Regions from separate parts of the Homo sapiens genome. Here region 2 is linked to region 1. The links are chromatin loops, found by intact Hi-C in ENCODE. Cell type or tissue: HCT116. All regions are shown on one strand. Each heading gives the region's core, and the rest is flanking DNA. Links, peaks and the distances in the headings are about the cores only. Region 1 overlaps GFPT2 (glutamine-fructose-6-phosphate transaminase 2). Region 2 overlaps RASGEF1C (RasGEF domain family member 1C).

The links. A loop is a pair of places that touch in the nucleus more often than their neighbours do. Peaks named below come from ENCODE experiments on the same cell type or tissue, not always from the same donor. Only the 100,000 strongest peaks of a DNase experiment are listed, where the experiment ranks them.
Region 2: a loop joins it to region 1, with 4 times the contacts of the local background. A loop is called at or near these places in 12 of 110 quality-filtered maps.

What each region holds. Positions count from the first base shown.
Region 1 is chr5:180,323,803-180,339,329 of GRCh38, reverse strand. It overlaps GFPT2 (glutamine-fructose-6-phosphate transaminase 2), which reads left to right. Exons shown (of 19, transcript NM_005110.4): 2 at 730-837; 3 at 2,753-2,851; 4 at 3,377-3,502; 5 at 7,777-7,835; 6 at 8,496-8,630; 7 at 10,992-11,053; 8 at 14,435-14,514; 9 at 15,025-15,142. Among named protein-coding and RNA genes, the nearest start is that of GFPT2, 22 kb to the left of the region's middle. RefSeq lists enhancers at 2,102-2,645, 2,646-3,190, 4,550-5,537, 6,526-7,513, 8,504-9,491 and 2 more. In HCT116, for the core only: a CTCF peak has its summit at 6,897 (motif pointing right); DNase peaks (open chromatin) are centred at 5,539 and 8,369; H3K4me3 peaks cover 419 bases; H3K27ac peaks cover 2,733 bases.
Region 2 is chr5:180,191,846-180,207,372 of GRCh38, reverse strand. All of the region lies in intron 1 of RASGEF1C (RasGEF domain family member 1C), which reads left to right. Among named protein-coding and RNA genes, the nearest start is that of RASGEF1C, 9.6 kb to the left of the region's middle. RefSeq lists an enhancer at 1-163. In HCT116, for the core only: a CTCF peak has its summit at 5,936 (motif pointing left); a DNase peak (open chromatin) is centred at 5,962.

The sequences.
Region 1 (15,527 bases), core at 3,843-8,842:
CGGCTCACTGCAACCTCCAGCTCCCTGGTTCAAGCAATTCTCCTGCCCCAGCCTCCCGAGTAGCTGGGGTTAGAGGCACACACCACCACACCCAGCTAATTTTTGCATTTTTAGTAGAGATGGGGTTTCACCATGTTGGCCAGGCTGGTCTCGAACTCCTGACCTCAGGTGATCCACCCACCTCGGCCTCCCAAAGGGCTGGGATTACAGGCATGAGCCACCGCCCCCGGCTCAAGTAGTGCTTATTTAAGGTCAAGTTCCAGCCTTACGGAGAAGGGGACCGTGGAAGCAAAGGCCCCAGCGCCTGTCCCATCTGCCCTGGGGGCTGCTGTCCCTTTCTATGGCACTCCTAGATGTGTGCTCTGCAAATCAGGGAGTGCATGGAGGTGGGGACTTCCGGATGTCCTAAGGCGGTTGGATTTCATTGCTGCCTTTTCTATTATGGACATTGCCACGCTGAAAGCTGCCTCCTGCAAGTACAGCATAGGATAAGTTCTCAGCAGTGGAACTGCCAGCCCAAGACATGTGACACAGGCTTTCTGGGGGTTTTTGTCACAGGAGGAAGAAGGGGTGCACCGTTCTTCAGCTGTGCTCAGGGAGGGGCATACCCACCTCTGCAAGCCCCTGGGAGACCTTTGTGATGCCACCTCGGTGCATCCCCCAGAAGCGTTTTCTTCCAAACACGAGCTGAGTATTTTATGAATGCACCATTTTTTTCTCTTTGAACAGGAATCTTTGCCTACATGAACTACAGAGTCCCCCGGACGAGGAAGGAGATCTTCGAAACCCTCATCAAGGGCCTGCAGCGGCTGGAGTACAGAGGCTACGACTCGGCAGGTGGGTGTGCGGCCGCCCGCCTCGTGGCTGGGGACCGGGCTCCGCTGCTGTGGTCTCACCCATCTCCACTGCAGGGGGGTTTACAACCAGGGCATTTTTTCTGCTACTTTTTAACGTCTCTTTTCAATATAAAAATAACACTTGTCCGTTAAAGAAATTCGAAAACTATGGAAAAATAGAAGAAGCAAGGGTAAAAAACCCCAGAAAACCCCCTTCATCAGAAGTCCCCCCATCAGGAAGCAGAAAGGGTACAAAGCCACAGTCATGCAGCATGAGTAAGTCCTGGACAGCTGCTCTGCCGTGCGGTGCCTGACTTGAGCAACACTGTATTTTGCACATAAAAATTTGCCAAAAGGGTAGATTTTCATATTTTTATTTTTATTTTTGTTACTCAGGCTGGAGTGCAGTTCCAAGAAATTGGCTCACTGCAGCCTCAAGCTCCTGGGCTCAGGCGACCCTCAGCCTCCTCAGCATCTGGGACTACAGGCGTGCACCACCACACCCGGCTAATTTTTTATTTTTTGTAGAGATGAGGTCTCACTGTGCTGCCCGGCGTAGCCCCAAGCGATCCTCCTGCCTTTGCCTCCCAAAGCACTGAGATTGTAGGTGTGAGCCAGTGAGCCCAGCCAAGAGGGTAGAGCTTATGCTAAGTCCTCTTATCACACACAGAACAATACATAAAGAGGGCAGGAGCAGACTCTCGGAGGTGATAGGTTGATGGCATAGACGGCAGTGGTGGTTTCATGGGGGCACACGTGCCTCCAAGCTCATCGAGTTGTAGACATTAAGTATGCGCAGCGTTGTGTTTGTCAGCCCTGCCTCAGTGAGGTGGCTTCATTAAAAAAGGAGCCCCCATCAGTCTTTGGGACCCTTCTCCGGTCGCTGTTGTCTGTGGGGGTGGTCTGTGGTGGAGGTGTTGTACGTTGATATTTTTTGTTTTTACCTAATTATAATTATGCAATTTTGTAATTTTATATTCTTCTCTTTTCACTTGGCATTTCTAGGATCCTAAACTCATTCATTCTTTTTTTTTTTTTTTCGAGATGGAGTCTCGCTCTGTCACCCAGGCTGAAGTGCAGTGGCGCGATCTCAGCTCACTGCAAGCTCCGCCTCCTGGGTTCACGCCATTCTTCTGCCTCAGCCTCCCGAGTAGCTGGGACTACAGGCGCCCACCACCACACCCTGCTAATTTTTGTACTTTTAGTAGAGACGGGGTTTCACCGTGTTGACCAGGATGGTCTCAATCTCTTGACCTTGTGATCCACCCGCCCTGGCCTCCCAAAGTGCTGGGATTACAGGCGTGAGCCACCGCACCCGGCCGATCCTAAACTCTTTCTAAGTAGCTTTCTAAGTGGCTACACAATGCTCCGCTGGGTGGCTGTCCCAGAGTTCAGGCCTCCATTCACTGCAAAGGTGGATGTTTAGTCTGTTGACCTTGTTTAATTATGCAGCCTGAGGAGAAAGGGGGAGCCCGATGGTTTTAAATCCTTGTCGACTCTTAATAGGAAGCACGTCCGATAGACGACGGGAGGAACACTAACGCAGTGGAGATACCAACGAAATATCACAATGCGAGGAGCCCTTGGGATAAATGCCCTGCCTGGGCCCATTGCCATCAGCCGAGGGCCTGGGAGCGCCTGCAGCGGGGAAGTGTCCCGAGGGGCTCACCCTAGCTAGGCAGGAGCAGGGCTGGGGGCAGCTGCGGCCTGGAGGAGGCAGGGGCTTCCTCACTTGCTGTTAAGCCTGGCCGCAGTCACAGCCTCTTTCAGAGCAGATTTCCTGAAAACTGTACAGCTCTCCAACCTGCCATAAACGGACAGCCCGGGGCATGCAGCCCTGACCCTGCGGAGCACCTGTGCCAAGTGTGTGAGAAAAAGCTTTGGTTGCAATATAACAAATGCTGTCTACATCACAGGTGTGGCGATCGATGGGAATAATCACGAAGTCAAAGAAAGACACATTCAGCTGGTCAAGAAAAGGGGGAAAGTCAAGGCTCTCGATGAAGAACTTTACAGTAAGTGGAGGACCTCTGAGTGGGAGGAGCCGCTGCAGCGCCGGCCGCTTTCTAGGACCGTATTCCAACAGCGCCGGAGAATGGAGATTCTCCTTTGTCCCAGCTCAGATAAACAGAGGGAGGGCTAAGCCCGTGCTGTAAAACCGGGCTTCGCAGGGTATGGGATGGTTTATTTTAGGTGGTGGCGGCGCATGGATAATTTTTTTAAGTGTGAAGGGTTACATACAGTAGTTATTTTAATTATTCCAGCAAATGATACTGCTTCTCTGTTTATGGTAGGGATATATCATTTTCTTTTTAAAGCAAGTTTATTTCTGTGAAGAAGTGAGCTAAGCTACAGACAAGTAGTAAATAACCTTCAGCACGGGTGGTTTGTGGGCCTGCGCGGACTCCCAGGGTGGGAGCTGGTGGGGAGGTGCCATCGGTGTGGGTGACGTGACTTGGGTAACGACACCAGGTTGCACTCACAGTCCTGGGTCGAGGCTTGTTGTTCAAGTGCGGCAAACTGATTTTCCTTTCATTTAGAACAAGACAGCATGGACTTAAAAGTGGAGTTTGAGACACACTTCGGCATTGCCCACACGCGCTGGGCCACCCACGGGGTCCCCAGTGCTGTCAACAGCCACCCTCAGCGCTCAGACAAAGGCAACGGTATGTGGCATGCTTCCCCGTCCCCATGGTTCCACCTCACCCTGAGCTGTGTCAGGGCCAGTGCCCGCCAAAGCAGGTTCCGCGCCCACCTCTAACTGACTTCTCAGCCTACTTCATCTTCCCAAGAGAATGCGGATGTCCCCTCTCCCAGAGCTCTGCCAGTGGCCTGGGCCTCAGTCAGGAGGCAGGCAGCCTGGTCCTAGGGTGGTGCTGGCCTCCCAGGAGTGCACAGGAAAACGATGGCACTTAACCAGGAGAGCTGCTGGCTCCTTGGAACCCAGCCCATGAGTGGGATGAGGCCGCGTGAGGGACTGAGGGGCCTGGGCACTGTTCCTCCCCAAGTGACGGAAATGCTGCAGAAGGGTGTACCCTTCAGGCAAGGATGGGTTCTGTCCTTATGCAGCTAAACCTGTCTTTTCCCCACAGAGTGGTCCAGGTGAGGGCAGGGGCTGTACTGGTCTTGATTGGTGCCACCAGACACACCGTGGGCCCCAGCGGGAGACCTCAGCAGCCAGGGGCTTAGGGTTTGGAGAAGTAGGGGCCGCAGCCCGAAGCCCAGGGGCTCTTCCCAGGTGGAGAGCCCTCAACTCAGCTTGCTTCATGTTCTTAAAAGTTGAGAACCACTGTGCATAAAAGTCCAGACTTCTGGCATCACTTGAAAAACTGGAGGATCTGGAAACACTGAGCTGACAGCACGTTGGAGCACCACAGATTGGCAGAGGGCCAAGGTTGCTGCACCTGCTGTCCTTGGTGGGTTTCAGGCTCTCCTGTTCGCCCAGTCACCCCCTCAGGCCAGCTCACAGGTCTGTGTCACTTGCATGGGTCGCCAGGACAGTTCTCCACGCGTGATTCTCTTAAATGACACCCTTGCCCCCTCTCATGGGGGAAAGACTGGTAGGTCTGCAGCTCCTGGTGGCAGTTCTCAGGGGTCTGTGGTCAGCCCCAGGGCGCCGGGTCCCCTGCAGTGGGATGCAGTAGGCATGGAGCAGAAGAGAGGATCTAATCCCTGTCTCCTCCCAGGCCTCCAAGGGCAGGCAGGAGTCTAAGACATAAGCTGGGCCTTCCAGGGGGTCCCCCACTCTAGGTGAGGCCTGGTCCAGTCACGAGCCCCTGAAGCCCCCAACCTGGACATGCCAGGGGAGGGTGTACAGCAAAGACAGTGATTTCTGAAGTCAACTGGACCCCCCAACCCAAGACATCCTCTGGCATAGTGTAAGTTCGTGCCAAGCCTAATGTTAGATAGGACCAAATACATCAGAGCAGTTACTGGGAGCTTATTAGCAGGCACTAAGCCTTGACACTTGACAAGTCCCACTGCGGTTAATCCTTGTGGAAGTCAGGCCACAGGAGAGCAGCACCAGCCTGCTTGGTGTCCCCCACCCACTGCTGATCAGTGGTTCTCCGAGGCAGTGTAACTGGGCGGGATGGGCAGGCACCCCCACCACCCACAGAAAGTGCAGTGGTGCTGCTTCTCCCCAGAGCACTCTGCAGGGCCTCACCAGCTCACCCCGCCCAATTTGGAAGGGAAGGCGTCCCCCAGAAAACGGAAGGAGAGCCCCATCCACCCTGCTCAGCAGAGCAGCTTGGTGGTAGCACAGGAGCCAGGGCTACTCATGCATCCTAGTGATCAGGGTCTTGAGGGAGTGAGGTTTTTGCGAGGGCCTCTTCCTTGGGTCTGGCTCATGCCCTGAACCATAGGGCATTTCGTGACTGAGGCACACACCCTATGTCCAGGAGGAGGACAGCAGACCCCATGGTGCTGAGGACCTAGAATGTACATCTGGCCAGAGCCCAGGTCAAGTGCAGAAGCTGGTCCCTGGGGCAGTCGTGCTGGCCGAGAAAACACTGCGCCCAGACCATGTGCCCTGAGATGTTGCCACTTTAGCCACAGCCTCCTGCCCTTCCCAGTGATAAAATGAACCTCATTGGAAAATCCCCCACTTCAGTGTAGATGATGATTCTCATTGTGTCCCCAAAGCAGGGAGGCTCCCAGGAGGCCCACCCACACCCAAACTTGGACACTCCAGCCCTGACTCAGGATGAGTAATTGAAAAGAAAACAACAGGACAATAAGCAAAGATTTATAAAATTTCTTTGACACTCAGCAGTGATAGCTGAAGAGCATGCTTTTAAGGAAGTCTGAACGCCCAGCAACTATACCACACAAGGAAATTACACAAAGATTCTGCAGAGACAACATGGATTCCAGAAAACAAATTAATGATAGGATCATAGACTGAGATGAAAGAAAGTGTAGCAGAATTAAGAGAATAATGTAAAGAAACAATATCACCGGCCAGGCATGGTGGCTCACGCCTGTAATCCCAGCACTTTGGGAGGCCGAGGCGGGCGGACCATGAGGTCGGGAGATCGAGACCATCCTGGCTAACACGGTGAAACCCCATCTCTACTAAAAATACAAAAAATTAGCCAGGCATGGTGGCGGGTGCCTGTGGTCCCAGCTACTCGGGAGGCGGAGGCAGGAGAATGGCGTGAACCTGGGAGGCGGAGCTTGCAGTGAGCCGAGCTCGCGCCACTGCACTCCAGCCTGGGCGACAGAGTGAGACTCCATCTCAGAAAAAAAAAAAGAAAGAAAAAGAAACAATATCACCATAGATATAAAAAAATGGAGAAGGGGATGGACGTGGAGCCAGTTAATATGGATCCAACATATGGGTAACTGGTGTGCACAAGAAGCGATCAGAGCACAGAGCAGTAAAAAATAAATAAATAAATACATAAAAAATAAAGCTGAGCTGTGGTCAGCACATCTGTTGAAACTGGGCTTTTCTTATTTAAGCCCTCCCATTTTTGGGTGTGACCTCACAAAAACAAACACTACAATTTTTTTAAATAGAGGAAATCATGGTGAGAATAAAGAAAAAGAATAATGGAAAAGATTTCAAAAGATGCTGTGGGAGAAATCTTTCCCGAACTGAAGGAAAACTTGAGTTGGATATCCAAAGAAGGGATCAAAAATAGTCAATAGACCAGGCACAGTGGCTCAAGCCTATAATCCCAGCACTTTGGGAGGCCAAGGTGGGTGGATCGCCTGAGGTCAGGAGTTCGAGACCAGCCTGGCTAACATGGTGAAACCCTGTCTCTACTAAAAAAATACAAAAATTAGCCGGGTGTGGTGGCGAGCACCTGCAATTCCAGCTACTTGGGAGGCTGAGGCAGGAGAATCGCTTGAACCCGGGAGGCAGCAGTCGTGGTGAGCCAAGGTCACGCCACTGCACTCCAGCCTGGGCAACAGAGTGAGATTCTGTCTCAAAATAATAATGGTAATAATAAAAACAAATAAGACTTCACAGTGATGCTTTGAAAAAAATAGTCAATATTTATGAAGCGTATCCCACATCTAGACACCTCCTGGTGGAATTATTGAACCTCAAGGGTAATAGGGAATCTTTCTGTCCTCTAGGGGGAGAGGGAAACGGAGCTACTTGCCCAGAAAAATTCTCAGGCTGGCCTTGGATCTTTCCCTCAAGGCACTCATATGCGGGCTATTCATTGAGAAAATGCAGTGGGGTGGAGGCAGACATCCCTCACCGCATCCCCCGCATCCCCCTGCTCCCCCCGCCCCCCCGCCACCTCCCCGCCAGGATCAGCGGGGTGCTACCTGTGCAGGAAGCCGCCCGCGTGAGCTGGGTTGTGCGGCAGGAACTGGGGAGGTGGGAAAAGCTGCAGCTGGCAGATCCTGCTGTGCAGGAATGTGGCTGAGCCTGGGGATGCCAGAACTTCTGGGATTTTTCCCCCAAGGAAACCAGGATTTTAAAGTGAACACTCAGAATTTTAAAAACTCAAATATTTTTACAACACAGTGTGGGTCAAACACAGCACGGTGCTGGACTGTTCTTTGCGACCTCTTTGTGCCTAAAGCCAGTTGAGAGTGCCTGGAATCACTTCTGGAACGAAGGGCTCATCATCCCCGTGGGACATGAACCCCAAAGCCTGTTTGATACTATAATAGCGCACAGGGGAGAGCTCTCTGCACGGTCAGGCTGGTGGCTGCTGGTCACTGAAAGAGGGATGTGTATTTCCTCCGGATCCCATTGTAGTAGCCGCTGCCCTAGACATCCCTGGTGCTAATCCCTGGTTCCACTGTAGTTGCTGCCGTAAACATCTGTGCTAATCACTGTAAACAAAGTGTGCTTAACAGAAGTCTTGAGGCCTGGAGTTTGCAGAGAGTTCTCAAGCCTTGAAATCATCTCTCTTCACATCTGACATGAACCTCCTTCTCAATAGCATTTCTCTCTTAACTTTTCTTTCAGAATTTGTTGTCATCCACAATGGGATCATCACAAATTACAAAGATCTGAGGAAATTTCTGGTAAGATGCTTCCCCTAGGTGATGTCTCAGTCCGGTGGGATTGGTCTCCCCAGAAACTTTCCAGCCAGCTCATTTCCTTGCGGAAACCAGTGTGGGAACTGAGTGAGACCCACACTCAGCCACGTCACCGTGTTGAGAAGAAACCTCTGCCTTGGCTGAGCCAGGCCCTGCAGATCTCGTTTGAGGAGATAACAGGGCATTAGTGTTTATCTCAAGGGCCACTGCAGATTCCCAGAATCAAAATAACAGGAGCTTCGTTTTATTAAACTGTCTGCATTATATAACACAGCGACTCGTATACCGGCGGAGTTGGGACGGAAAGTCAGACAGTGACTGTCTGAAGTTTGAAAGGCTCTGTGGTGTTAGTTGGGATGTGGGTGGGTTTGACTCAACGTATTTTATCATTTTGACTGCTGTTATTTTGCAATGTCCAGATTAGTGGCAAGGGTGAGCTTCTGAGGTGGGATGATCTCAGGGCCTCCGGGAGTGACTCAGAGGTATTTGGCTGTGATGCTGGCAAACATTTTTCCCCCCTTCCCGGTTTTCCCTGTTCTTGACTTAAGTCACTCCAAGGGCAGATCACCAGGGAGGAGAGGGAGTTGGCCAGGCAGGCATTGTGCAATGACCAATCTCTCACACTGTGCCGACTGCATATTCCAGGAAAGCAAAGGCTACGAGTTTGAGTCAGAAACAGATACAGAGACCATCGCCAAGCTGATTAAATATGTGTTCGACAACAGAGAAACTGAGGACATTACGTTTTCAACGTTGGTCGAGAGAGTCATTCAGCAGTTGGTGAGTTACAAATCCCATCTGTCTAACTCATTCCTTCATTCTTTCATTAAAAACATTTTTTTCAAGCAGCAAGTGCCAAGGAATCCTTCATTTTTTATAAGCCCTTGTTAGACAAACTTGCACAGAGTCCTGGGGATAAAAGACAGCCCATCTGCAGAGCCTGGCCTTAAGATGTTACACTCTTGTAGAACTGGAAGACGTTCTGTGGTTTGGGTAGTCAACATCAAATAGAAAGTGCCCTGCTTCATCGTGACACTTCTGAAATTGTGACTGGCATTAGAGTCCGTGGCTTTTTATGATGCACACGTGAGCTTGGTGGTGGTGTGCAGAGAGAGTTGTGGTACCAAGCGAGGATGTGTTTCTAGGTTTTTCTTTTTTGAGACAGAGTCTCACTCTGTTGCACAGGCTGGAGTGCAGTGGTGTGATCTTGGCTCACTGCAACCTCCACCTCCCAGGTTCAGGCAGTCCTCCTGCCTCAGCCTCCTGAGTTAGCTGAGACTACAGGCACGCACCACCACACCTGGCTAATTTTTGTACTTTTAGTAGAGACAGGGTTTCACTATGTTGACCAGGCTGGTCTCGAACTCCTGACTTTAAGTGATCCACCTGCCTTGGCCTCCCAAAATGCTGGGATTTACAGGCGTGAGCCACTGTGCCTGGCCTGTTTTTGTGATAGGTGATATCACAGCATGTCTGTATGTGGAACGGAATGGCCCAAAAGAGGGAGAGAGGGAGAGAGATTGGGGACATCCCAGAGGACAGGGCCCAGGGAGAAGAAGTCCCTGAGAAGGGAGCACACACTGGGCGTATTGTCCAAGGGGAGGCCCCTACACTGAGGAGGAGGTGGAGCAGACACAGGCCCATGCAGGGTGCGGGAGGACGAGAGGGGTCCGGGCCTCTCAGAGCCCATCCTGTCAGACAGCAGTGCCACCCAGTAGCTCCCCCAGGGCTGTGGCAGCCTGGACACTGGCCCAGAGTCCAGAACATCTGGCAGGCACCATCCTGTAGTGTAAAATACATCATTCTTGAGCAGGTGTTTTCAGAGTCTGATTTAAAAAGTAAGTCTACTGTTGAAGCCTTTTTGTCCTCTAACTCCCGTTTTTGGAGGTCCATCATTTAGAGGACGTGTTTATAAAAAACAGCCTATCCCACATTTAATGTGCTGGATAAGGTACAGTGAGCCAATTAGGTATTACAGCATGCTGTTTCTTCTTTTCCATTTTTATTTTGAAATTTCAGAAATACCTCTCTCATAATGACACTTTTAAACTTAAGACTTTTCCTACCTGGGACAGTACCGGGCTCTTTTTGGCAGAGAACGTGCAGTGTTTTTCCATTCAGTCCTATTTTATTGTTGACAAAAGCACCAGGGTCTGCCTGAAGCCCCCTGGTTTGGGGCAGTTTGAAAGCCCCAATGAGGCCTGGGGACGGTGACTCAGGTTCCTGGCCCTGTAGCTGAGTTGGCAACCTGGACCCGACACGCTGACCACCCGGGGCCTGGGGCTGCCCGTGGCTTCCACACTTGGAGGATTTCTTGTGGAAATTCAGATTTGCAGCTGGTTATATATAACTGAGCTCTGCTAGGGTTGCGGTAAGTTAGTACAGGATGGTCAGGACGTGGGGGAAGAATTTACACCAAGAATTTAAGTCAAAAAACCATCTGGCCTCTTGTGTTAGGAGAGCTGGATTCTAGTTCTGGCTTTGCACAAACCAACCAGCTGAGGCCCAGAGGGCAGGTGGCAGTCGTATCCATGGAAAGGATAATAGCAGTAACGGTCATGACAACCTGTGCTTCTCTTGGGTCTCCGGATGCCAGGCTCAGTGCATTAGCTTATCATCGTCACGGAAGCCCCGCCAGGTGGCGCTGTTCTCACTTCCTTCACCGATGAGGAGAACGAGGCGCCAAGAAGGCTAAAGGGAGAGCCCAGTGCAGGGGTGGAGCCAGGATTTGAACCCAGGCCCTACCGTGTGTTGAGCTAAAGTGCACTTCACAGGGGCTTGCTGAGTAGGTGCTGTCCCTGAGCAGGGCAGGGAAGCCTGGTCCCAGCTATCATTTCCTGTGACTCTCACTGCCCCGTCTACCCAGCTGGCACCCCTGCCGGGCTCCCTGTGGGCCTGGGCAAGCCGCACATCGCTCACCGTGGAATTCACATGTTCTGGTTTGTGGTACTTCCCGTGGCACCGTCTGTTTTGCTTTCCCTCGTGATGTCACCCCGGATGCGCTGTTCTGCACTCAGCTCCCCGAGGGACCCCAGGACCTCCCGCCATCAGGAGGGGCCCAGGGAGACGCACCTGGGCTGTGGCCAGGCTGCAGCAGCGGCTGCTGGAACGCGTTGACCCTCACTGTTTGTGTGTTTTCAGGAAGGTGCATTCGCGCTGGTTTTCAAGAGTGTCCACTACCCAGGAGAAGCCGTTGCCACACGGTGAGGCAAAACACACTGGCATTTCCCATAAGAAAGAACGAAAATAAAATCACTTAGCTGGAGGGAGACGGGAGAGGTAGGGCCTGTGGCACGCTGAAAGGTGCTCGTGGTGTCTAAAGAACAACTGTGGCTCAGCCCCGGGGACCGCGCCCCACCATCTCCATGGCTGGTGGTGCTACACTTCTGAATTAAAAAAAAAAAAAAAGAAACCAGAAAGTTGGATTTGTGTTTGAAATCTCCACAGATTTTTAGAGGTGGGCAACAAATTCCAGTTATAAATAAAATCGTACAGACAGGGCAGATCCAGGTTTTGTGGGGCTTGAAGCCTGTACAATGTGGGCCCCCCTTTAAGAAAAAGCAAAATTATGAACATGAAACTAGGGAGCAAAGTGAATATTGATTTGGATCCAGTACAGCAGAGGCCTTGAAGGCCCGGGGCTCAAGCTTCACCTTCACAAAGGAGCATGCCAGGAATCGGCTCAGAGAGCCTGCTTGCCCCAATGTGTCCCTCTGTTACGGTGGGCCCCCAGTGCTGCATGGATTTACAGAAGCAGGTTAAGTGCCATCCTGTTTATATTCACATAGGTTGATCATCCATCCAACCATGCAACTAATATTTACTGTGCACTTACTGTGTGCTGGGCCCTGGGGACTTAGTGACATCTGACCTGGTCCCTGCCTTGAAGGGCTGAACAGTTGTACAGGAGGGCAGAGAAGGGCAGAGGATAGTGATGCCCTGTGCCCGGCCCCAGCACAGGATATCACCTTACCTGGCAGGGGGGCAATGGCAGGTAGCCCCAGGCAGGCAGTGGGAAGAGGAACCAGCATGAGCAAAGGCAAGGGGCCCAGAGGGAGTGGGACCTCCCAGGATCCCCGTTGGCAAGGTGGGGGCATGGTGCAAGGGCATTGGTGGGACGGAGGCGTTCTAGGCCCAGTGTGTGTTTACTGACACCTGCTGTGTGCCAGGCATGGGAGACAGTGGTGAGCAAGGTGGTATGGACACTGCTCCAGGGCCTCAAAGGCTGTGGGGAGTGGAGAGGCGGACAGAGGCCGGCTCTAAATGGCCTCAGTGCCCTGTGGGCTGCGGGCTTCATCTGAAGCCCCAGGGGAGCCATCTGGAATGAACCTGTGGCCTGGGAGACGGCCGGAGAGGGTGAGGCTGTCTCTTCCAGACTGGCGTAGTATCTCAGCAGGAAACAACAGGAATTTATCATCATTTTTTTTAACCTTTTCTAAAACTGGAACTAATTTGCCATTTGGAATTTAATTCCTTCAATTCATAGAATTATAAAATACCAGTTGGTTCCTATCAAATTTAGAAGCCCTTTTTAAAATCCAATTTTATCATGATTTACTATTTTAAATGAACTCAGAAGAAGGCAGCGTGAAGAAGCAATAAAGCTTTATTTTTCTAAATTGCCTATAACTGAGGGCTCTATAACCTGCAGTACAATCTTCGGGTTGTCTTGGGAGAATTATATGTCTCAAGGTCTAGAGAAACCACAGAGCTCAACCTACAGCAATAAAATTTGGGGGAGTCATTTGCCAAGAAAATTAGATATCCACCTACTTTCTCACTGCCATTATTATAAACTATTTATGCTAGTTCCCCACTGGCCCCAGAACTATGTCTCAGATTTGCTTTACACAATAAATGATTAAAATATTCAAGGTGTTCATAGCACCTTCCTCAAAGCCCCAGACTTTGTCCCCCGCTTTGAGAAGCCATAAGTGGGGTCCAAACAGGCCAACGTGACTGGAAAACAAGGTCTGTTATTGTTGAAGAAAAATTTAGGAACTGCATTGAGTCAGGCTAACAGATTATGGATATATGTGGACTGGATTCAAGCCGATGAGCAAGCACTTCATTAGTTCATTGATCTAAGTTAGCAAGAAATCACCTAAGGTAAAATGTTACTGGATTGTATTCCAATTCATGTGTTTGAAACAGCTCTCTTAAATTGTCTTATTACAGTGTTCGTCGGTGTTTTCTTCTTATTAATAAATTAATGTGTAGAGGGGAAAGGCACACATCCTTTCGTAACTACTGCACTTTTACCTGCCTGGTTTTGAAGAACCGCAGGTTTAGAGCGCATGTGTTACCAGAGTGAGCCTCTTATTTCTGTGCACACCTATGGTAGATTTTATTTGCATGCTATAATTTATAAGAATGAGCAAAGGATTAGATTTTGGAATCAGGATATCATTTAAATCATGAGATCCTTTTATTTATTTATTTATTTATTTATTTAGAGATGGAGTCTCGCTTTGTCGCCCAAGCTGGAGTGCAGTGGCACGATCTCGGCTCATTGCAACCTCCGCCTCCCGGGTTCAAGTGATTCTCTTGTCTCAGCCTCCAGAGTAGCTGGGATTACAGGCACCCCCCACCATGCCCAGCTAATTTTTGTATTTTTAGTAGAGACAGGGTTCCGCCATGTTGGCCAGGCTGGTGTCAAACTCCTGATCTCGTGATCTGCGCGCTTCAGCCCCGCAAAGTGCTGGGATTACAGGCGTGAGCCACTGTGCGCCCAGCCAAATCATGAGATCTTCATCACGTCCACCACTAGAAGTTGTGAATCAGAGGAAATATCCTAAAGCTCTTTCCTAAAGATCCCCTGCTGAGGTGCTCAGAGAGCCGGGCTGCAGTGGCTGAGACAGTGACGCTGGGACAGGAGGCCTGAGTGAGGGCCCCTCACCTTGGCCAGCTGCAGACTCCCTGAGATTTTGCCTGTGACAGTTATTGTCCTCTTTATGATGAAGTCTACCTGGTGCGGGGTGAAGATTCTAAACTTCCATCCACGGGGTGTCACTTTGGCAGAGACAAAAAACCACCCAAGAAATCACCTTATGTCACCTACAAAGTAGAGAATATACAAAAGTCAGTCAGACTAGTGCCCACTAATGCTAGAGAACTGGGCTAGGGGAAGGGAAGGAACAACAGGGGGTCTTTGGGCAGATGGTGGGTGCAGAGCCCTATTGTTATAGGGATGCGCTGCCGTCGAGGCTGGGTGGAGACCTAGAGTGCCCCTGTGCCCCACCAGCGCCTCCTCTGCTGCCAAACGCTCAGCCTCCGCCATCTAACCTTGTGGGTTGGTCACATGTGGGGACTTGACTGGACTGGAGGAGGCCCGGCCTAGGAGGGTGGGAGTGAGACAGGTTACCAAGCTTTCTGGGCAGGTGGGTGATGCCAAGTCAGGGACCTGGGACTCAGGAGCTGGCCTTTCCATCCTGTGCTCCAGGCGTCCGTCCTGTGGGACCTAAACAGGATCCTCCACCACTGGGAAAGGGCTAGATTTGGGGATCCTACCTCAGATGCTGGGCAGACACCCAGCACTGGGCGTCAAAGGCAATGGGTAATGGGATGCCTCTTTCTCCCTACAGGAGAGGCAGCCCCCTGCTCATCGGAGTCCGGAGCAAATACAAGCTCTCCACAGAACAGATCCCTATCTTATACAGGACGTGTAAGTTTCTCAAGAAGTACCGGAACAGCACAGCTGCTGGTGTCGCAGGACTCGGCAGCTGCTCTGGCACAGTCAGCTCCCCTCTGAGGCAAGGAAACCCCACTCTGAGCCAGACCCAACAGGCGCACAGCTCCAGGTCTAAAAGGTTTTTGTGCAACTGAGACTTGGCTCCATTTTTTTTAAGCTTTTTATCATGGACATGAATTTATCATGATTTTGTATATTGTCAAACATACACAAAAGTGCCATTGTATAACGGCAACTGGGCTTTGATGTGAGTGCTTCTTTGGTTTGTTTTTGTTTGCATTCCTCTCACACTGTAGCCATTTAAATGCTTTTGCAGTGGTACTGTGCTATTGGGGGATCTTTTACACGATTTGGCTGACACAGCCAAAGCTAAAAATTGCAAATTTCTCCCACACATATTCAGAGGGGAAATTGGTTCCTTGCTGCATATTATGCAAACAAAACATCCCAGTGGGATTTGCAACCCATTCCTCCATTTGCTAGGCACTCTGGAGAATGTGAAGAATATCTGTAAGACACGGATGAAGAGGCTGGACAGCTCCGCCTGCCTGCATGCTGTGGGCGACAAGGCCGTGGAATTCTTCTTTGCTTCTGATGCAAGGTAACTGAGCCTTCTTCTCTTCGCTTCCTGGGATTACATAATCAAAGAATGCCTGTCTAAACACTGCCGGTTCTTATTCATCCTTCCATGTGAGCTATCGTGGCTCAGCAAGTCGCAGGGCCAAAGAAGAGTTCAGCCATCCCTGGGCCTGGGCCTGGAGTCCTTGTCCTAGGAGCACCTGCATGACTGTGGTAGGCAGCCCTGGTGGCCAAAGGCCAGATGCACTGGTGGGCACAGTGCTTCGAGCCTGCACAAAATGAATGGGTTAGTTGCCAATGTTGTAAAATTTGGAGATTTCACAGAGAAATCTGAAATCTCTAGCTTCTCTGGAAGAACTAGCAGATCGGGGCATGCTGTGCAGCCCTCTCTCAGGTGGCAGGTGTCT
Region 2 (15,527 bases), core at 3,722-8,721, 130 kb after region 1:
GCCTCTAGGCCTTGTCAGTGGACCAAGCCAAGGCCCCTTTTTTACTAAAAATTAATATTTCCTTTCCCTTTCTCCTGCAGTGAGAACCTTATTCCCCCAAACATGAATATATTTCATCATTTACTTAGCTCCACAATGCACCCCGAAAGAGTTTCAGAATGACTGCATCCACACCGAAGCCAACCAAAACCTGCTAGGTCAGCATCGGGATTTCCACGGGTGTGCAGGCAGAGTGCTGTGTGGTGACGTTATCAGTCGGACACACTGTTAGCTTCGTGTGTTTCTACTTGCATTCAATTTGGAGCTTTTTTTCCTTTAGACTTTAGGATGTAATTTTATTTTTTGAATACGTAAAACACATGGTTTAAAGGTCAGAACTATTAAAAAGCTATCCTTAAAGGTCTCAGTCCCACCCCTGCATCTTCTTCCTTGTTCCCACACCATTGGGAGCCATTTAAAATATTTTCTGGTTTATCCTTCCTGTGTCTCTTTCTGCAAAACAAGTCATTTAAGCATTATCACAAAAGTTAGCCGTACAGCTCCTGGTTTTTCTTCAGTTAGAAGTATGTCCTGAAAGTAACTTCTTACCAGTTCATGGAGACCTGGCTCATTCTTTTTTACACTCACATAGTATTTCGTTCTGTGGCTGTACTATTATTGTTTATTCAAATTATGTCCTCTGGATGAACAATTTTGTTTTTTTCCAAGTCTTTTTAAATTTAAAATAATGGAGTAATGGATAACTTTGCACCTATATTGTTAATGTTTGCAAAGGTGTATATTTAGAACACACTTCTAGAAGTAGGAGTGAATGTGGATTTATTTTGTTAGCTAGTCCCAAATTCCTTGTCAAGAGGTAGCACCGTTTTGCATTCCCACCACCGATGTATCACAGTGTCTTCTGTTTCCCCACAGCCTCGCTGGTTTGAGAGCTGAGAAACAGTATTTCAGTGTATTTTAAATTTATATTTCTATTATTATAAATGAAATTGGACATCTTTTCACATAGATTTGGAATCATACTTAGACTTTTCTAACTATGAAAAGCCCAATTATAAAGCAATCATCTGTGTTTTCTAATATTTGTTTAGTTGTGTACTTAGTCTCTGCATCCAATTTAATCTTTTTCTAAGTGTCTGGCACTCTGTCCCAAAGCCATTTATTTAAAAGGTCATCTTTCCTCCAGTGATCTGAAATGCACCTTTCTCATACACTAAAAATCCAAGCCCTGGGCCTGTTTCTGGGCTTTCTAGTGTGTCTCACAGGTCTGTCTGTTCCATCTGTTCACATACTGGTGAAAGAGAGAGAGAGAGAAAAAATATATTTAAAGGCAAGGAGGGCCTGGCACAGTGGCTCACGCCTGTAATCCCAGCACTTGGGAAGGCTGAGGCAGGCAGATCACTTGAGGTCAGGAGTTTGAAACCAGCCTGGCCAACATGGTGAAACCTTGTCTCTACCAAAATATATAAAAAATTACCCGGGAATGGTGGCACATGCCTGTAATCCCAGCTACTTGGGAGGCTGAGGCATGAGAATCGCCTGAACCTGGGAGGCAGATTTTGCAGTGAGCTGAGCTGAGATTGTACCCCTGCACTCCAGCCTGGGCAACAGAGTGAGACTCTGTCTCAAAATAATAATAATAATAATAATAATAATATTATAATAATGGCAAAGAGGACTTTATTCAAGACCATTGCAATAGAGGAGAGAGATTGGGCTCAACTCTCCTTGTTGTGTTTTAACATGTGGTGGGCAAGTTCCTTCCATCGCTTTTTACTGCAAGGATTTCCTGGCTGTTGCAGCACGTTGCTGCTGTTCGGGCGGGGAAGGAGAGCGTATTAAGTTTATATTAGGCTTGTATATTAACTTTAGGATAATTGGCATCTTTATGAAGTTGAGTTATCTTATCCAAAACTGAGAGATGTCTTTCTGTTTGTCAAGACTACTTCTAGGAGTGTTTTGAAATTTTCCTCATATATGTTTTTCCTATTTCTTATGAAGTTTATTCATGAGTATTTTTATCTTGTGTGTTGCTACTATAAATGGTTTTTTCTTCAATTATATCTTTGAATTGGCTACTGTTTCGTGTATGTTATTTTATATCTTTCTGTCTTACCTGAATTTTTATTGTTAGTTTTATTGTTAGTCTTTTTTTTTGTTTTTATTTATTTATTTATTTATTTTGAGACGGAGTCTCGCTCTGTCACCCAGGCTGGAATGCAGTAGCGTGATCTCTGCTCACCACAACCTCCACCTTCCAGGTTCAAGTGATTCTCGTGCCTTAGCTTCCCAGGTAGCTAAGATTACAGGTGCCTGCCACCACGTCAGGCTAATTTTTGTATTTTTAGTAGAGACGGGGTTTTGCCATCTTGGCCAGGCTGATCTCGAACTCCTGACTTCAGATGATCTGCCATCTCAGCCTCCCAAAGTGCTGGGATTACAGGCATGAGCCACCATTACCGGCCTGTTGTTAGTCATATCTTTGATTCTGTTAGTCATTCTGTCATCTACAAATTCAAATAGCTTTACTGCTTCTCTACTGATTTTTATGCTTTCTTTTATCTAATTAAATTGGCTGAATACCTCCAATTCAGTATTAAATATTGGATGTGGTGGGCCTCCTTACCTTGTTCCTGACCTTAGTAAAAAGGCCTCTAATACTTCCCCTATTAAGAAAGATGCTGACTTTAGGATGGGAAGAGATAGATAGATGAGATAGATAGATAGATAGATAGATAGATAGATAGATAGATAGAGGAATATCCATTGACTCCTATTTTATTGGCAGTTTTAAAAATCAGGATTGGTGTTGACCTTTGTTAGAGCCATGTATGTAGATAATGATCTGATATTTCTCCTGATTACTAGTAGCATAATGAGTCATGTGATGGATTTCCCAATATCAGGTCTGGGACTAGGCTGAGGTAAACAGACACAAAACGTATGAATATTAACACTAGGCCATCTTTGCATTTCTGAAATAAGTCCCACTTGGACATGATGTAGAAAATAGTTTGGCAGTTTCTTTAAAATTTAAACATAAAAATACCATATGACCCAACAGTCCCACTCCCAGGAATCTAAGAGAAATGAAAACAATGAAATGTCCACACAAAGACTTGTACACAAATGCTCATAACAGCATTGCTTATAATGGCCAGAAAAGTAGAGACAACGCAGTTGTTCATCAACTGGTGAATAAATAAACAAGATATATATCCGTACGATGGAATATAGTTTAGCAATTACAGTTGGCCCTTGAACAATGAGAAGGTTAGGGATGCTGACCCCCACACAGTCAAAAAGCTATGTATAACTTTTGTCTTCCCCCAGATTTCACTTTGTTGTTGTTGTTGTTGTTGTTTGTTTGTTTGTTTTTTGAGACAGAGTCTCACTCTGTCGCCCAGGCTAGAGTGCAGTGGCATGATCTCGGCTCACTCCAACCTCTGCCTCCCAGGTTCAAGCGACTCTCCTGCCTCAGCCTCCCAAGTGGCTGGGATTACAGGCGTGCACCACCATGCCCGGTTAAGTTATATTTTTGGTAGAGATGGGGTTTCATCATGTTGGCCAGGCTGGTCTCGAACTCCTGGCCTCAAGTGATCCTCCCACCTTGGCTTCCCAAAGTGCTGGGATTACAGGCGTGAGCCACCGCGCCCAGCCTGTAGTATGTTTCAATATCATTGTATTAGTTATCTATTGCTGTGTACTAAGTTATCATTGACCTAGTGGCTTAAAGCAACGCATGGCTTATTAGCTCATCATTTCTGTGAATCAAGAGCCTGGGCATGGCTTAGCTGAGTACTGCTGGTGGCCAGCACTAGGTTCTCATGTAGAGACTCAGCTAGGGAAGGATTTGCTTCTCCACTCATGTGGTTGTTGGCAGTATTTAGTTCTTTGTAGTTATATTTAGAGCTTAAAATTTTGGCTGGATGTTGGCTGGAGGCCAACCTCAACTTGTTAGGGTCACCCCCAGTTCCTCGGGACTACCCACAGGTCTTTGTCACATGGGCTTCCCCAGCATGACTGCTTACTCTATCAAGCCAGCAAAGAGTCCCTAGAGAGTCATAACATAACAAAACATAACATAGTATAACGTGACATACATGATATAACAACGTAACATAATCCCAGTAGTGATATCCTATCATCTTTGCCATAGTCTGTTGGTCAGAGGAAAGTCAAAAGCCCCACCCAGTCCCAAATGTATGAACACCAAGAGGTAGAGCTCATGCCGGTGAGCACCATAGAAACTGCCTGTTGGATGTTGGATTCTGATTACTAATATTTATTTTTGCCAAAGTTTTCCCAGTCACCCTTTGACTGGACAAAGCTTAGCTTCTGTTGGTTCCTTAAGAAAGACTTGTGAGTACTGGCCAGGCGCGGTGGCTCACACCTGTCATCCCAGCACTTTGGGAGGCCGAGGCGGGTGCATCACGAGGTCAGGAGATCGAGACCATCCTGGCTAACACGGTGAAACCCCGTCTCTACTAAAAATACAAAAAATTAGCCCGGCGTGGTGGCGGGCACCTGTAATCCCAGCTAGTCGGGAGGCTGAGGCAGGAGAATGGCGTGAACCCGGGAGGCGGAGCTTGCAGTGAGCCGAGATTGTGCCACTGCACTCCAGCCTGGGCGACAGCGAGACTCCGTCTCAAAAAAAAAAAAAAAAGAAAGACTTGTGAGTACTGTTATTTCCTGCTTGCTTGCTTTCTATACTCTTGCTACTTGAAGGATAGATTGGCAGGTTATAAAATCCTTGCCTCTTACTTTCTGTCCCTAAATTTTTAAAAATGTTGTTATGGGTTGTATTGCTTGTACATTGTTGACAAGATGTCTGATATAAACATGCCTTTCTTTCCTTTGTAAGTGACTTGATTGTTTTTCTGGAGCTCCAAAGAATTTTTTTTCTTTATTTTTAAAGTTTAATCATTTTACTAGGCATTCTCTTGGAAATGATCTTAGGTACGTGGGGGACTCTTTGAATATGCATATTTAAGTCTTCTTTTATTTCTAAAACATTTTCTTAGATTATAGTGTTAAATATTATGTACCATTATTTTACCTTTTTTCTTCAGAGATGCCAATAATATGTTTGTGTTAGATCTGTTTTTCATCTGTATTCTAGATTGCTTTCTCTATGAATTTTATTTTTGTTTTATGGTTGTTTTCATTAATTTCCTTAATGAACACTATTAAGCTTTTAGTCAAATCTGTTCTCCCTAAGAGATTTTCTAATTCAGTCTTCATTTCTGAGATGATGGTCTTTTCCTCATTTTTTTTCATGAGTTCAGGCAACTCTAATTTCACATTTACCTTTTTTTGGGTCCATTTCTGTTGAGTTTTTGAATGTATAATGTAGGGATTTTCTTCATGTGTCTGAATTTTTAGTGTGTCTTCATCTGTTCATCTGTATCAGAAACTGGGTTAGTTTACAAACAACAGAACGATTTCTCACAGTTCTGGAGGCTGGAGGTACAAGATCAAGGTATTTGGTGAGGGCCGCATCCTGGTTCGCAGATGGCTCCTCTCCTCACGCCCTCACATGGAGGAAGGGACAAGGGAGCTCTCTGGATCCTCTTTTCTAAGGGCACTAATCTCATTGATGAGGGCTCTGCCCTCGAGACCTAATCTCGTCACAAAGGCCCCCGCCCCCAAATGCCATCACACTGGGGACTACGTTTCCATTATAAATTTTGGGGGACGTAAACTTCCAGACCATAGCATTAGGTAATTCAAGTTGAGGTGTTGCGTGTGGTTTTTCCCTTTGTAAATTGGGGGTTTGTGGGAAGGATTAGTGTCGGCTCTTTATACTGGCTTTGTATGGATATTATCTGTTAACTTAGAGATGTCTTAATTTGCCTGGACTGGTGGTAACAGATGGCTGCAGGCAGGAGCTGGGGGCTTGGGAACCGTAGTAGGTTTCTTAGTGTAAGAGCGCCCTCTCCTGTTGTTGTTATGAAGTGCACCATTTTCTTGTGCTTTGGGAGGCGGGAGTGGACTTGTGTTTTCTGAGTTTACAATATTCACTTTTGCTTCCGTAGGTCCTTGAATGTCCAGGCTTGCTACTTCCTGTCTGTTACTAGCAAGCCTCCGAAGGCTGCCTCTACTTCCAGGCCACATGCCTGGCCCCTAGAAGCAGGGCCTTCCTGAGACAGCCACCTCCGGGCTCGAATGCTGTCTCCTTTCAGTTCCCCAGCCGCCAGTGCTCTGACACCCACCCTCAGGCGTGCTCTGTTTCCCCATGTAGGGTGGGACTTTCTTCTTCTTGTTTTTATTTAGAGACAAGGTCTCGCTCTGTCACCCAGGCTGTAGTGCGCTGGTGCGATCACAGCTCACTGCAGCCTCCAACTCCTGGGCTCAAGTGATCCTCCCACCTCAGCCTCCCGAGTAGCTGAGACCACAAGCACCTGCCACCACACTTGGCTAAAGGACTTTCTTTTTTTCATAGTTCTTGGTCCCAGCTCCCCTCTCCTCATTCCCACAGTGCCTCTCCCTGAGCCCTCACCCCACCAATGCCAGCGTGGGCCCTGGAGCCGGTTCTGAAGGTTGGCTTTCCTCGCCCACACCAGTTAGAGGAGCGCGCGCCCTGTCTCCTACTCATGCTGGAGGCATGGGCATGGATGGTTTTATTTGCTCTCCTGCTTGGTCCATATTGGCTTTTACCAAGGAGAGGATTGGATTCAGGTGGCCACCATTATCTCTGGGGACCTAGAGATGTCTGCAGCCTTTTTACTTGAAAAGCTCCATAAAGAATGGTGTACTTGGCTGGGCGCGGTGGCTCACGCCTGTAATCCCAGCACTTTGGGAAGCCGAGGTGGGCGGATCACAAGGTCAGGAGATCGAGACCATCCTGGCTAACACGGTGAAACCCCGTTTCTACTAAAAATACCAAAAAAAAATTAGCCTGGCGTGGTGGCGGGCGCCTGTAGTCCCGGCTACTCGGGAGGCTGAGGCAGGAGAATGGCGTGAACCCGGGAGGCGGAGCTTGCAGTGAGCCTAGATCGCGCCACTGCACTCCAACCTGGGCGACAGAGCAGGACTCTATCTCAAAAAAAAAAAAAAAAAGAATGATGTACTCTTCATCTCTTCATCTATTAAATAAATCCATCAATTTTTTTTTCCAGCTCTGTAGCCCAGGCTGGAATGCAGTGGCACAATCTCAGCTCACTGCAACCTCCGCCTCCCAGGTCCCGGTTCAAGCAATTCTCCTGCCTTAGCCTCCTGAGTAGCTGGAATTACAGGCACATGCCACCGTGCCCAGATAATTTTTGTATTTTTAGTAGAGACAGGGTTTCACCATGTTGGGCAGGCTGGTCTTGAACTCCTTACCTTGTGATCCACCCGCCTCAACCTCCCAAAGTGCTGAGATTACAGGCGTGAGCCACCACGTCCGACCCGATTTTTAACACTTTGGAACATTTGCTCATTATTTTTACTAAGCCATTTAAGAGTAAGCTACAGGAATCAAGACATCAGCATCACCTTAGAACACGGAAATTCTTCTAGGAAACCACAATTTGAATGCACGTTCAAGAAATTTAATATGAGCCAGGTGAGATCACTGATACCTGTAGTCCCAGCGCTTTGGGAGGCTGTGGTGGGAGAATCGCTTGAGGTCAGGGGTTCAAGGCTACAGAACAAGATCCCATCCGGGAAAGAAGGAAGGAAGGAGGGAGGGAGGGAGGGGAGGGGAAGGGAAGGGAGGGAGAGAGGGAGGGAAGGCAGAGGTCACCTTGGTTTATGAATTTTGAATAAGCTGACACCACTGTTACCAGTTCAGGGCCTTCCGGTCCCACACCAGCATCCTAATTGGTGCATTTCTGCTTTACGTGCAGTGGATGTCGCTAAGCGTGGGACGGAGTGCAGACCCTTGGAATCAGCTAATTAGTGCCCCTGCAGAGGAAATATCTCCCCGGGTCATTTGGTCAGGAAGTTGTTTAGTTGTTTGTTTAGTTGTTAGTTGTTTAGTGTCCTTTCTGGCCTTATTTTAATATCCAGGATCCGGTCAGTGATGAAGGCTTGGATGTTTGCCGTGTCTTTTTGATCCCTTTAATCTACAGCGGGACTTCCACATGCTTTTTGTCGTTCCTGTAGAAAGCTTGCGTCCATTTTCTCCCACAATCCGGATTTGTCAGACTCTTTCCTAAAAACTCAATGCAGGCTAAGCATTTTGAGTCAGAATTGTTTTAAAATTGCAGAATGTGATGCTTCTCTAGGAGAAAGGCACCCCCTGCCACCTCTCCCGTCCTCTGCACTCCTGGGGGCTGCATGTCTGCCAGCAGGGGGTGGCAGGTGGGGGTTGGGGAGGAGAGGTGTGGTCCTTTTGGCTGAGACCACTAGGGGCCTGGGTAGGCTTTGCCAGGATGTGCTGTGGTACTGTTGGGCTCCTGCCTCAGTTTCCCTTCTACCCTCTGGGAGTCCTTCCTGGGGGCTTTCTCCTACTTCCTCACTCCTCCAGCCTCAAGGCCTGGACCTGTGGGCCCAGCTCTGCCTCCCTGGGTTCCTACTCTTGGCAAAGGTCCTTGCCAGGCTCATTTCATGCAGGACCCCCTAAAGGATCCCAGAAGCAGCAGAAGGTGCCCAGGTCATGGAGGCCTAGGTTTGAACCCATCTGCTATGGTCTGAGCATGTCCCCCCACAAATTTATATGTTGAAACATAATTGTTGACTGGTATATATTGAAACGTAATTGCCAGTGTGATTGTATTGAGAGGTGGAGCCTTTCATGGGTAGTACCCTAAAAAACGGAATTCGTTCCCCTATAAAAGAAAGAGGTATGAGGGAGCTGTTGTCCTTCCCCCATGTGAAGATGCAGGAGGGAGGCACCCTCTGTGGAGCAGAGAGCAACTTGATCTTGGACTTCTCTGCCTCTAGAACTGTGAGGCATACATTTCTACTACTTATAAATTATCCAGCCTCAGGTATTTTGTTATAGCAGCAGAAACAGACTAAGACACACTCCTTCCTCTCTGGGAGACTCTTACAGTCCTAGGATTGCTCTGGGCCTCAGACACCAGATGGGGCTCTCAACGCCAGAGCTGGCCAAGGCAGGCGTCCAGTATGCCTTCACTTTCTTCCCTTCTTGGGCACCCGACATGTGTCTTTGACTTTCAGAAATCATAGCAGGGGTCCTGGTCCTCTTCTGCTGGGTGGCGCTGTCTGGGGCTGGGGCCTGCAGAAGGGTGCGCTTTTGTCCTGCCTGTTTCCAGTTTCCTTAGGGCCTTACTGCCCAGGGTCCTGCCACCAATGGTGCCCCAAACTGCCACGCCCCATAAGCCTGTCCAGGAAGCGTCCTACAGACTCATCTGTGAAAGGCTCATGAATGTGAGGGGTCACCTTGGTTTATGAATTTGGAATACGCTAACTCAGGCACCGCTGTTGCCAGTTCAATGCCTTCCGGACCCACACCAGCATCCTAATTGGGGAATTTCTGCTTTACGTGCATTGGATGTCGCTAAGCGTGGGACGCAGTGCAGACTCTTGGAATCAGCTAATTAGTGCCCCTGCAGAGGAAATATCTACCTGGGTCATTTGGTCAGGAAGTTGTTTAGTTGTTTGTTTTAAAATCCAGACAGTGTTCAAAAGTGCCAATCTGGCTAAATAATACATAGTAAAATGACCACTGCTCTCTGTGACGGTTTAAGCACCTGCACAGTGCCATTGGCTGAGTCCCTGTGGCCTCAGGTAATTCCCACAGCAGCTGCCATCAATTTACAGATGGGGAAACTGAGGCTCAGGGACACAAGGGGACATCCCAGGGCCATGCAGCCAGTGTGGGCCTTGAGCTCAGCCTGCTGTCTGGGGTTTGTGCGGTTGACAGTCTGGGCTATTTTTGAGCGTGGACTGCTCTCACTCTCTGTCTTTGTGGGCCTCTCTCTGCTCACAGCCTCCCATCTGTCCATCACGTGGACCACCCAATAAACACATGCTGAGCAGCCGTGGGTTTCAGGCCTGAGCTAGGCTCAGCCAGGAGTGCCTCTCTGTTAACCCCCAGGCCTTCTCTGTCCAGCCTGGGTCCACTGTCAAGAGGCCACCACTGCCCTGAGCAGCACCCTGGATCCCGCCATTGCTTCCCCCTGCCGTCCCAGGGTTCGGGCTCCCCTCTGTCCCAGCCATTGTTGAGTGATTCACAGGTGTGTGGCTGAGGGAGGCAAGGCAGAGAGCTCCCGTGTGCCTGATGCACCCCTGCTTCCTGACGCCAAATCTCAGTCCCCAGATGGGACTCTCCAGGAAGGGGATCGTGCTGCAGAGGGACCAAGGAGGCTCATCAGAGGCAGGCTGGCCACAGGCGCCTGTCAGTGAGAGCAGCCCTGCCCTGTGGTGAGGTCTGAGGGGAGCCTCACCGACGCCAGCCTCGGGCAGCACACCCAGCTCCACATTCTGGGGTGAAGTCAGGTCTTGGGAACCCTCGGGCTCTTTGGATATTGTTACCCTGGTGTTACTCAGAAATGCTGCAGCTAGGTGTTGCTTTGAAATACAGAATTTTTATTGAGTGCTTCCTATCAAGCAGAGTGTGCCAAGTTCTCCTTAAACTTTATCTTGTGAGAATGGAGATTGATAAACAGAGAAATACCTGTTTCAAAAGATGAATAAGGTTGATTGCCCGCCAGCATGACCAAGCAAGACAAAAAAAGAGAAAGCACAAATGATCAACATCAGGAGGGAGAAAGGGCCATCGCTGCAGGTTCTCCCCAGGTGGCGAGGATAGCAGATAGCAAGGGATTTTTATGAAGAACCTCGTACCAATACATTTGATATACTTCAGAGAAAAATGAACAAACACCCCAAAAGACGTAACTTACCAAGACTGACATAAGAAGAAATACAAAACCTGAACAATACTATTTCTTTTTTTTTTTTCTTTTTTTTTCTTTTTTGAGACAGAGTCTCACTGTTGCCCAGGCTGGAGTGCAATGGTGTGATCTCGGCTCACTGCAACCTCCTCCTGCTGGATTCAAGCAATTCTCCTGCCTCAGCCTCCTGAGTAGCTGGTATTACAGTCTTCCGCCACGACACCTGGCTAATTTTTTATATTTTTGGTAGAGATGGGGTTTCACCATGTTGGCCAGGCTGGTCTTGAACTCCTGACCTCAAGTGATCCACCTGCCTTGGCCTCCCAAAGTGCCGGGATTACAGGTGTGAGCCACTGAGCCCGGCCCTGAACAATACTATTTCTGTTAAATAAGTTGAATTTATCATTAATAGGCTTCCCAAACAGAACATACCAGGCCCAGGAAGCATCCCTAGTGAGTTCTATTGAATAGTCAAGGAAGAAATGTTTTTAAATGAATTTTTAAAAGCTCTACATGACAAAAAAATGGTAAGTATGCAAAGTGATAGGTCCATTATCTTGACTGAGCCATCGCACAGCGTCTGCGTACATCAAAACATCACATTGTACACCATAAATACAATTTTTATTTGTCAATCCTACCTTAAAAATAAATAAATAAGTGTTTTTAATAATATTCCAGATAGTGGGGACCTGGACGGGGAGGATCTGTGGGCAGGGAGGATGCACGGGGGATTGTGACATGCCACTGCCTCACCGGACGGCGGGCCTGCAGGTATCTGTTTGTTGTGCTTTTCTTTTTTTTTTTTTCTTTTTTTTGAGACGGAGTCTCGCTCTGTCGCCCAGGCTGGAGTGCAGTAGTGGTGTGATCTCGGCTCACTGCAAGCTCCGCCTCCCGGGTTCACGCCATTCTCCTGCCTCAGCCTCCCGAGTAGCTGGGACTACAGGCGCCCGCCACCGCGCCCAGCTAATTTTTTTTGTATTTTTAGTAGAGACGGGGTTTCACCATGTTCGCCAGGCTGGTCTTGATCTCCTGACCTCGTGATGCACCCGCCTCGGCCTCCCAAAGTGCTGGGATTACAGGCGTGAGCCACCGTGCCCGGCCCTTGTGCTTTTTGACACGTGCACGCTACAGGTAAGCTTTTCATGTAGCAAATGTTACATAGCACAGTCATTTTCACAGTCATGTTGTAAGGAGTTCCCGTGTCGTCGTCTCATACACCTCCTGTTGGTCCGTACTCTGCAGATGCCCTTCTCAGTTTGGAGACCACTGAGTTAGTCAGGCCCCTGGGCCTCAGGGCACCTCCCTGCAGGGTCCCTCAAGGTGTCCCTGAGCTCATGTCTGTGTGAGGGCTGCAGTGGGAGTCAGCTCCAGGGACGCTGGCGGGAGGGCACGATGCCCCAGCTGCTCCCCAAGGTCAAACAGGAGTCAGGCCACGTGTGTGTTTGGAGAAGGAGAGGAGGGAGCAGCCAAGGTCAGGGCCCCCAGCTTGAGAGGCCCTGCAACTCCAGGCTGTTCTCTGCAGCAGGCACTGGGCCCCGCCCTGGTCGCCATCCTGCAGGCAGAGGGGAAGCATGGCCTCGGTACAGGAGGGCGCTGGGCCTTCCTCACCAGCCATTTCCCGATTTTCCTGTCAACCTTCAGCAGACCTGAAGCACAAGAAAGGCAGGTGGAGAAGCCAGGAGAAGCCGCAGCTCTGAGCTGCAGCAGGTCACTCAGCACGCTCCACCGCCCTGGCCACCGCCACTGCACGTGGGCTGGGGAGAGAGGGCTGGTTCGGAATCCTCGGAGAAGGTCGGTCAGGCTCCGGAGCCCTGTAGGGAGATGGATCTCCTGTGACGTACTCCCGTAAAATGCCCTAACTTTCCAGGACTGGAGTGGCTGACGGTAGCGCCCATCAGTCACCTGGGAAGTGGCAGTGTCCTGACCACAGTGGGGCTTTTCTCCAGCTTAGCACTTCCGACCAGCGGGCTGTGCTGACAAGCCCCTTGAGAATAAAAAATGGTACACTCAGTGGTTTTTGTGAACGTGCGCAAGGCGGATTTGAAAAGGGTGAGGCGAGAGTGTGACAGCTGCTCCCGGGACTTGAGCGTAGACCCCGTGGCCTCTGCAGTTTGCGCAGATGCTTCCGCATGGGTGCGGCCAAATTGTATTAGCACTTTGGATGATGAAAAGGACCTTAAAGTGTCTGCATGTCACCGTTCTTGAAATGTTTGCCGGGGAAAGCGTACTTCTATTTTGCAAACAGCGAGTATAAGAAAGAGGAACAAATTAGGTTATTGCGCTCTAACCAATTTCAGGAGCAGAGCCGTTGACAGATGCGCATTTCATATAATGAACGCGATCCGTGGTGTTGCCACTCACCTTAATGAGGAGAGAGAGGAGCGCCAAGCTCGCGCGTTCGGCTGCCCTCCCCGTCCGGCTCACACAGGGAGGAAGGCCCAGTGGTCCTGCTCTCTGCAAGCAGGGAGGACACCCCAAGGTCACACCGCATCCAGGCCCAGTGGACTTTCAGGGAGAAAGAATCTCTTTTTTTTTTTTTCAACCTTTTCATACAGAAAACAAACAAACAAACAAACACCATACAGAATAGGAAGAGTGTGAATCACCACACACCCGTCTCCCAGCTCCCAGGGCCGCAATGCCCGGCCGGTCTTCCTTGATCGCCACCCCAACCCTATTAGGTGCTTACAGCAAATCTGAGACACACTGTGGATTCCTCCTGGACTGATGGGGACTTTGTCTGCGTAAACTTCATGCCAGTTGACACATCTCATAAAATTAATAATAATTTCTTGGTATCATCTAATGGCCGGTCTGTAATCTGATGCCCCCATTACTTCAAAAATATCTTTTTACAGTTGGTTTGTTCAAATCTGGAAAGATCCACGTCCCACGTGCTGCATTTGATTTTTGTATCTCTTAAGTCTCTTTTATTCTGTAACAGTTCTTTTTGTTTGGTTGGTTGGTTTTTATTTGTTTTTTGGTCTTCACTCTGTTGGTTTGTGAGGGGATGGGAACACTTGTCCTGTTGAGTCCCCCGGTCCTGGCTGGGCTCTTCAATCCTTAGGGTGTCACCTTGCATGTCCCTCCCTGACTTTCCCCCCAGGGGAATCAGATCTGTAGCAGCTCTGTCCTGTCAAAATACTATGAGGGCCCCTGGCCTAATTTGAAATTTTCTAGTAGCCACGTTAAAAAAGGTGAAATTAACATTAAGAAGATATTTTAGGCCGGGCACGGTGGCTCACGCCTGTAATCCCAGCACTTTGGGAGGCCGAGGCAGGCGGATCACGAGGTCAGGAGATCGAGACCATCCTGGCTAACACAGTGAAACCCCGTCTCTACTAAAAATACAAGAAATTAGCCGGGTGCGGTGGCGGGCACCTGTAGTCCCAGCTACTCGGGAGGCTGAGGCAGGAGAATGGTGTGAACCCGGGAGGTGGAGCTTGCAGTGAGCCGAGATCGCGCCACTGCACTCTGGCCTGGGTGAAAGAGCAAGACACCGTCTCAAAAAACAAAACAACAACAAAAAAAACTGGCCGGGCGCGATGGCTCACGCCTGTAATCCTGGCACTTTGGGAGGCCAAGGTGGGTGGATCACTTGAGATCAGGAGTTCAAGACCAGCCTGGCCGACATGGTGAAACCCCATCTCTACTAAAAATACAAAAAATTAGCTGGGCGTGGTGGTGGGCACCTGTAGTCCCAGCTACTCGGGAGGCTGAGGCAGGAGAATGGCGTGAACCCAGGAGGCGGAGCTTGCAGTGAGCCGAGATTGCGACACTGCACTCCAGCCTGGGCAACAGAGCCAGACTCCATCTCAAAAAAAAAAAACAAAAAACAAAAAAACACTATGAAGATATTTTATTTAACCCAGTATATCCAACCTATTATCATTTCTACGTATAGTCACTATAAGTTACTAATTATTTATTTTACATTCTCTTTTCATGCTGTCTTTGAAATTGACGTGTCATTTGTGCCTACAATTCATCAGTTCCAGTGTTGTTTTCATGAGAAATAATTGATCTATATATATAGATTTCATGAAAATTACAGTTGAAAAACATTTAAATGTTTTCCAATAACTGTATCAAATACCAGGTTTTATAGGCCTCTTTTTTCAAGCGGCTGTGTGACTGATGTACAGTAAACACAACATGTGTCAGCCTATGTGAACACTCTTGAGAGCCTCACCCCAGTGAGGACGCTGAGCTCATCCGTCCCTCCGCTTTCATCCGGCATGATTAGTTTAGAACGTATCCGTGCTGTGGGTGTCAGGAGCTTCTTCTTCCTGTCCATTGCTGAGCTGTGTTTCCATTGTATGGGTTCCAACGTGGCCCCAAGATTCCCGCCCTGTTAGGTTGTTAGCCATCTTATATGGCAGAAAGGATATTTTCCCGTGTGATCAAGGTCACTAGTCTGTTGACTTTTAGTTAACCAAAAGGGAGATGTCCCAGGTGGGCCTGACTAAATCAGGCAAACCTTTAAAAGCACAGGGTCCTTCCCAATGTCAGACAGACACGAAGCTAGAGAGAGACTCTGCTCTTGGTCTTGAGGAAGTAAACTGCTGTGTTGTGGAGAAAGTGGGTGGCCTCTCACAGCTGAGGTCCTGAGACTCACGGCCAGAAGAAAACGAATGCTGCCAACAACCAGTGAGCGTGGAAGAGGATGCCCAGGCTAGGATGAGAGGGCAGCCCTGACCAACACCGTGATCTCAGCCTGTGAGCCCCTGAGCA